Linked DNA regions of Mus musculus: all the other regions are linked to region 3. Evidence: chromatin loops called from intact Hi-C (ENCODE). Cell type or tissue: left cerebral cortex. All regions are shown on one strand.

Region 1 (2,500 bases), 350 kb before region 3:
TGCTGGCTCTGTGCAGGTTGGAAAAGTACACATGACAAGCATCCTTTGGCAGGCAGAGCTTGCAAAGAGCCTGGGAGGGTGGGTTGGAGCTGGTACCCTTCTAGGACAGTAACTCTGCCTTCCTTTTTCAAAGAGGAAATTGGCCCAATGTCCATGGACAAAGCTGCATGGATAAGACCTGTGAGCAGAACACAGAGCCCATGTTCTGCCTCATGACCATTTCCTACCGAAATGAAATAATGAGATTCTCCCTTGCCTCCCAGGCTTTGAAAGGAAACCTGCCCCCACTGGCACTCAGTCCCTGGCTCCTTCTCCAAATCATTACTCCTGCGTTTTAGCTGAGCACCTGTCGATTTCCTTGAGGGCTTTTTTCCTTTCTGTTCTCTTCTGTTGCCATCAACAGCTTGCTTTATGAAATCACTTCCCTAACTAATTAAATCACCATTCCCAGTAAATGTAGGCTCTGTTACAACACTGAGGGCCAAGTGAGGAAGGAGCACAGATCTGTGGTAGAGGTGAGGCTTCTAGAAAGAGTGGCTGTTGTGTTCAGCAGATAGCTTCCTTATGACATGTGAAATTTAATCCTCAATGACATGAGGATTTTCCATAAGTAAATCCTTTTTATTATTCCCACCTTACAGACATTGAGTGTGAGTTACAGTGGTCCCATGAGGCTCTGCGGGCTGTGACGCCTCTTCTGGTAGAAATCGAGGCATTGTGTGTATGTGTTTCCTGTCCAAACCTAATCAGTTGCACCTCTGCTCTCGAGGTCCTTTATCAGCGGTGGGGTAACAGCAAGGACAAGTAGAGACCACAACTGGATCTGCTTTCTTTTGTTTCAAAAAAATGACCACCCAGAAACACCAGGGACCCGAACTGGCTGCAAAACCATTTACTCTACATCTCATCTGTTTATTAGACGTGATTGGAAATAAAGTCCTTATCTGGGGGTGGGTGGGAGTGGGGGTGGAGAGGTGTCATAGGGTATGCCTGTTAGCCAAGCCAGCATGAAATGGATCGTGAGTTTGAAGGTGAACCAGCAGTTCACTGGGCCTTTTCTCAAAATAAAGTAGAAAGAAAGAAAAAAGCAAACAAGTGAGAGGTTACAACTTTCAACTAGTAAGCGTTGAATCTATCTATCTATCTATCTATCTATCTATCTATCTATCTATCTATCTATCTATCTGCTTCAGGCAGAGAGGGTTCAGAGACAGCAGGTGGCACTCTTTCTCCTGGAACAGATGGCTGCCTGCAGCTTGCCTTCAGACTGAGCAGGGGATGGACACAACCACTCTAAGGACTTGGCAGGCTTTAGGTACTCAAGAAGAACAGGACAAAAATTCTCTGCTCATAACTGTTGGCCAGATGTAAGCATCCTAGGGCCTGAACACACTCAGAGGCCCTACCTGGGCTTGGGCTACTGATGAGCTTGGATAGGCGTGGTCCCTTCCTATGACCTTCTCACAGTGACTGTGTTTCTAAAAGGTAATTAGTCCTCAGCTAAAGACACCTTCTGTACCTTTCTAGGCTTTAGACTGTGATGCAGGAGAGCCACGTGGCCTCTCAGTATGGTAAGTTTACTGCCACAGGGAACTGGGAGCTGGCCCAGAGGTAAAGCGCTTGCTGAATAAAGATGAGAATGGGAGGAATTTGGATTCTTAGCATCCATGTAAACACTGGGTGTGTGTGTGTGGAGACCTACCTACCTCAGTGATGCTTGGGAGGCAGAGAAAGAGGATTCCTGGAGTAAAAATTCTAACTAAACTAGTTGAATTGTTGAGTTCTGGGTTCAAGTGAGAAACTTTGTCTCAGTGTATAAGGTAGAGAGTAATCAAGGAGGATACTTAGCACCAATGTCTGGCTTAAACACACACAGACACAGACACAGACACAGACACAGACACAGACACAGACACAGACACAGACACAGACACAGACACAGACACAGACACAGACACAGACACAGACACAGACACACAGACACACACAGGCACAGACACACACAGACACACAGACACACAGACACACAGACACACACACACACCTGGACATACATAAAACACACACATACACACATAGATGTACATATCACACACACAGAACAAAAACATGATATACTTATCATAGGCCATATAGAAAGGTGAGAGACTTGGGATTTGATGTGCCATGTTGAGTGAGATATGTCCCCTGATGGGAGATGCAAGGATGGTAAGATCCTGGAAGACCCTTCTTGCCCAGAAGAATGGGGCTTCATTTGAGAGATGTTGGATATGGGAAACACCTTATATTAGGTTCACTTTCAGGACAAATTAAAAGATGCCCTTTGCTCCATGAATGTCACCAAACAATTCCATGTGAGGGGAAGTGTCCACTGAAGTAGAAGTGATGGAGCTGGTAAGGTCACTTGGCTTCAGGCAGATCACTTATCAGTGCTCCACAGTTGATTGTGATTAATTACTGGTGTGTGTGTGTGTGTGTGTGTGTGTGTGTGTGTATGGGG
Region 2 (2,500 bases), 220 kb before region 3:
ACACAGAGATGGGGCGTTTATGCAATAGCTGTATTGGCCTCCCATACTATTCTCTGAAGTAGACATAATAATAAACTGCTCCCTAAGTTCTTAACGGTATGGTCATAGAGCCTCTCAGAAACTCTTTATTCAGTACATGTTGACTATACGGAGAACTTGTCAACCCACAGGGAATAAATACAGAGACTATGGAGTATTCATCTCCAAATTTAATAGCTACGTCACAAGGGTGTGTGTGTATAAAGATGATAAGAACCAGAGGTAATGGACACCTGTAGCAAAACAGTAGTTGTAGGACATGATAGTGCCATTGAGAGCAAGAACTCATATCAATTGTGGCTGCATGCAGAAGACCTGCCAAGACCAAGATGGCTGAACTCCTGGCATGCATTGGCAGGAATTCTTGAGGTCTCTCACCCTACCTAGCCTTACTGAGGAGCTATTGGCTAAGTGGCTGCTGGGGGAAGTCGGGGGAGAGACAGTTTTCTTTAGGGATGCAGCCCCAGAGGGGCAACACATGTTCCATCCACACGCGTGCACATCCGTGTATCACTGAGGACTTAGTGGGCTTAAGAAAAGAGCGTGCGGAGCTGAGACAGAACAGAACTGAGGGACTGAGGAGGAACTGGAAAGAAGGGGAGGCAGTGTGGATTTGACCAGAAAACACGTATGAGATTCTCAAACAATAAACAATGACGGGAGCAATGGTCAGGAAGAGCTTAAATTAAGATACACAAATACTGCAGAAACTTCCTCTCTAGCTGAGCACAGCGGACTGCTGGACCTGCGAGCTTCTGGTCAAAGCCCACGGCAGTCCTGCACTGACACGCATACACGTGAGTAGATTCTCCTGTGAGAGCAACAGCAGCCTGCGGTCCTTCTGCCTCGTGAACCTCACAACGTACCACCTTTTGATTACACTCAAAGGGACACTTGTGCCCTGGAAATGTGAGAAATGATGGCACAGGAGAATGCTGAGGAGACTAGGGAAGGAAATTGACGCACAGATTATGAGGCCAATCGTGATTCACAGAGCAGCCCCCCACCCCGCACCCCCATCGTGCACCTAGGTTAGAGCATCTGTTACAAAACATTTAGTTGGCTTGCCCCATCTGCATATGCCTTAGCAGCACATCCCTTTTGACTTATATACCAGGAAGTCCAAGCCAGTTTTGGAGTGACCTGTTGAGGTTTCTGGCCCTGTAAGCATGCCCGCTGTCTGCAGAACCACTTGGGGGCAGCACCTGCTCACTGCCACTGCAACTGTGGCCCACCACTGTGGCTTGTCTCCCTACAGGGCCTCTTCATCTTCTCTTAGCTGCAGATCTCAGGGTTGCCAATGCATATCTCCATCCAGCAGTGTTAAACCAAACTGAGCTTCATTCTCCAGATGAAGACTTCTCTACACTGCCTTTCTTCCATCCCCGAGCACTGGGCAACACTACCTTATTATAGGGACTAAATCCTTTGGACTCTAGGTAATTCTCTCTCTGTTGTAGGAAGACTGCACTATGGTCTGGGTTGGAGGCAGGTGCCTTGCTGCCTGCCATCTTCTTCTTCTTTTTTTTTTAAAGATTTATTTATTTTTATTGTATATAAGTACACTGAGCTGTCTTCAGACACTCCAGAAGAGGGAGTCGATCATTACAGATGGTTGTGAGCCACCATGTGGTTGCTGGGATTTGAACTTCGGACCTTCGGAAGAGCAGTCGGGTGCTCTTACCCACTGAGCCATCTCACCAGCCCCCAGCCTGCCATCTTCTCTTTTCAATACTGTTCCCATCCTCTTATTTCTTTCTTCATGAAAGCCAACTCCTGGGGAAGGAGGATGCCAGCTAGCTGCCAGTCCCACACTTCTGACAGATGTGTGTATTGAGTGAATCCTTAAATGCAGAAACTATCTCCCTACCTAGTCCTTCAATGAAAGTTTTGAGTATCACTCTTTGCCCCACACGATTTCATTAGAGCAGATCTCTGAAAAAATACTGTATAACAAAGAGGAATCATTTTAAAATTGTGATGTGTATTCTTAGCAAGTTGATCCCAAAGGATGCAGTGATCCATCCTTCAGCAATCAATGACAATTCTTGAACTTGTTCCTTGGATAGGTATATTCTGCACTGCCTAAACCTTACTCATCTATATAGACACCACTCTGTGTGTGTGTTCCTCATTCTGCCTTGCTAACCATACTAGTATGAATAATGTCTGTTCTTACATATGTGTGGGCATATGTTTGAGAATCAGAACCACCTGACCTTCCAAAAATATGAAAAAGACAATATGTCTGAATAATTGCTTAGTTGATTGTGTTATCATAACTTCAAGTGTTGAATGACTGAACGTGTTTTCCCCCTAGATACTGAAGAGGTCTATCATTGAGGGATAGGTTTATGTGTAAGTCCAGAGTACTAGTGACTCAAACTGAGAGTTGAGTTTTCTGTTTTTTTCCCTAGCAGTATAAATTAGGGGTCATTCAGACCAAGGCTGCTGAGAAATC
Region 3 (2,500 bases):
ATGGCTGAACACCCAGTGGTCACTTATTCTCTGAATTTCAACCAGTTTCAGATCTCTGCAATAGTCTCTATCTGTTGCAAAAGGGAGCTTCTTTGATGACGAATGAGAACTACACTTGCCCATGGGTATAAGGATATGTATTTAGTTAGTTAGAAACTATATTGACTTAGGGGAATGGAAGTTTTTTTTTTTTAATCAAATGGTTCAATCCTATTGTTGAATCCCAACATTTATTTTTATTTGTTCTTTCCGTTGGATTTAATTAGCTGTTTTTGATTTCTCAGATACTGAGTTTTAAATTATGAGTTTCTAGAGAAACTGATCAATCTTTCAGTACAAGGGAATATCAGTGCTTCAGAAAAAAGGTTTTTTTCCCATTTTTTTCTATCTTTTATGTCACTTTTTAACTGTTACTTTAAGTCACAACCATGCTGCTCATTGGATGGAGAGCCTTGAACAAATCATTTTCTTTCTCAAGAGTCTGTTCCTATCAGAAAACCCATTGCTATGCATTTCCATCCACTTCAGGGACTGCTGTACTGTGAAGAAGTGCAGGGAGGAAGGCCAGCATCACATACACAATAGCTGGGTCTGAAGGACCCCAGCAGAAACAGCAGAAGAGAGGCGATGAGAATCCAAACCTGGTTCAAGTACCTGAGCTCAAGTGGTCCTTCTTGGTGTGGAAACAGGGCTGCTTTGTTAGGCTGTTCACTAAGGTCTCCACCCAACAAAGGCTCCTCTCCTCTCCCCATCCCAGAAGAACTCTTGATCCTTCTCTTTGCTTGTACTTTCTACTTTGGCTGTGGGAAATACCACTTCCTTTTAGCCAAAGAGGGGTGTCATTGGTCTTACGTGAGTGTTCTCTATAGATTATTCCATTCCTAGTGCACATGGGGCCAAAATCCCTGAGGACTTGTTAGCCATTACTGAGAACAAAGTGAATCTCTAGAACTCAAGAATAAGAGAGGAAACTATCTATGACTTGCCTTTCTCCCATGTTATCTCTTACTCTTGTTAACTAAAAGCCATTGACACCAAACCTCATCATAAAATTGGACAGAGCTCAGTTGCAGAAACCATGGACCTGGGGAAAAACACAGCCCAGCTGAAGTAAGAATAGATAAAAGAAGGAAAAGCTTTCTCTATGGAATTCCTGGTTTTAGACTAAGATGAATTTGCATAGCGTTCTCTTGGTGAGATTTACTGAAAACCTGCAAATGATGGTGTGCTTAGAAAATATACTCCCTCATCTCTGTTGCTGCCTCCGATGGAAGGCAGGCTCATCATCTGTCTGTACTGGCAGGGGCTGCTGACACTCTGCATTTCTCTACCACGGTATTTAAATGAATCTCAATAAAATCAAGATTCCTTTTATATTGAGATTACTCATCGCTCCTGCCTTCCAACCTCCTAACATTTTTCCACCCCCAGAAGCAGTTGTACCCAGTGGGAGGAGGGAATCTGGGACAAATTACTTTGTCATTCTGTGCCTTTCTGTCCCCTGTACATGGGAGAATAATCGTACCTCTCTGTAGATTATTCCTTCTGTTACATCCTCCCCCAACATGTCATAATTCCCTTTCTTCTCAGGCATCACTTCTGTGAGGAGACAATGGGTATCTGTACTTCCCAAGACCTGTAGTCTTGAAAGCATTAACTGTGTCTCGCTCTGATCACACTATTGCTCACCTCTACCACAACGCCTAACATTGAGTATACAGTTTTGCCTGACCCCAGGACAACAAACACAGTCAGTTCCCACTATCCATGACAATCAATCTTCACAAAGTCACTGCAAGCAATGACAACTGATGGCTAATGACAACTGATGGCTCCAAGAAGACATGCCGGGCTAGATGCCTGTCTGGTCACATTTCTGTCACCTGATCAATACATAACCCTTTGATTTTGATTAAAGAGACCTCATTTGATATGCACAGGAATTATGTTTACTGACATTGGGCTCAGAGCCATTTGCTCTTGCTCAAATAATGTCCTTCCAGCTCCAAGGTCCAGCCTCCATTCAAGTTTGAGTTCTGAGTGGAGGACTGTCCCTCCTCCTTTCCTAGTCTCCCCCTCACTTGTTCAACTCCCCCACTTCCTTCCAGGTCTTCCAAGTCACCATATATCATTGTCCTAGATGGATTTCTGTTGCTGTGATAAACACCATAATCAAAAGCAACTTAGAGGAGAAAAAGATTTATTTCAGCTTCTACTTCCACGTCATAGTTCAGCACCCAACTATGGTCAGAAATGGAAACAGAAACTTGAGGAAAACACTACCCCCTGGTTCTCTCTGACTCAGGCTAAGTTGGCTTTCTAATACAACCCAGGTCCACCTGCCCAAGGATGGTGCCATCGAGAATGGACTGTGGGCCCTTCTGCATCAATCAATCCATGCAACCTCTTATAGACATGACCATAGGACGGTCTGATTTGGTCAGCTGCAGTTCCCTGTTCCAAGTAGATTGTAGTTGTGTTTACTTGACAATAAAAAACT

The links. Peaks named below come from ENCODE experiments on the same cell type or tissue, not always from the same donor. Only the 100,000 strongest peaks of a DNase experiment are listed, where the experiment ranks them.
Region 1: a loop joins it to region 3, with 4 times the contacts of the local background. A loop is called at or near these places in 3 of 42 quality-filtered maps.
Region 2: it touches region 3 in a loop (3-fold over the local background); 7 of 42 quality-filtered maps call a loop at or near these places.

What each region holds. Positions count from the first base shown.
Region 1 is chr1:165,034,646-165,037,145 of GRCm38, reverse strand. The region is part of intron 5 of Gm51669 (a long non-coding RNA gene); the gene reads left to right. Among named protein-coding and RNA genes, the nearest start is that of Gm51669, 25 kb to the left of the region's middle. In left cerebral cortex, a CTCF peak has its summit at 1,216 (motif pointing right); DNase peaks (open chromatin) are centred at 345, 758 and 1,261; H3K27ac peaks cover 960 bases.
Region 2 is chr1:164,903,989-164,906,488 of GRCm38, reverse strand. No RefSeq gene overlaps it. Among named protein-coding and RNA genes, the nearest start is that of Gm32652, 5.6 kb to the right of the region's middle. In left cerebral cortex, a CTCF peak has its summit at 1,245 (motif pointing right); a DNase peak (open chromatin) is centred at 1,272.
Region 3 is chr1:164,688,396-164,690,895 of GRCm38, reverse strand. No RefSeq gene overlaps it. Among named protein-coding and RNA genes, the nearest start is that of Dpt, 110 kb to the left of the region's middle. In left cerebral cortex, a CTCF peak has its summit at 1,286; a DNase peak (open chromatin) is centred at 1,364; H3K27ac peaks cover 1,593 bases.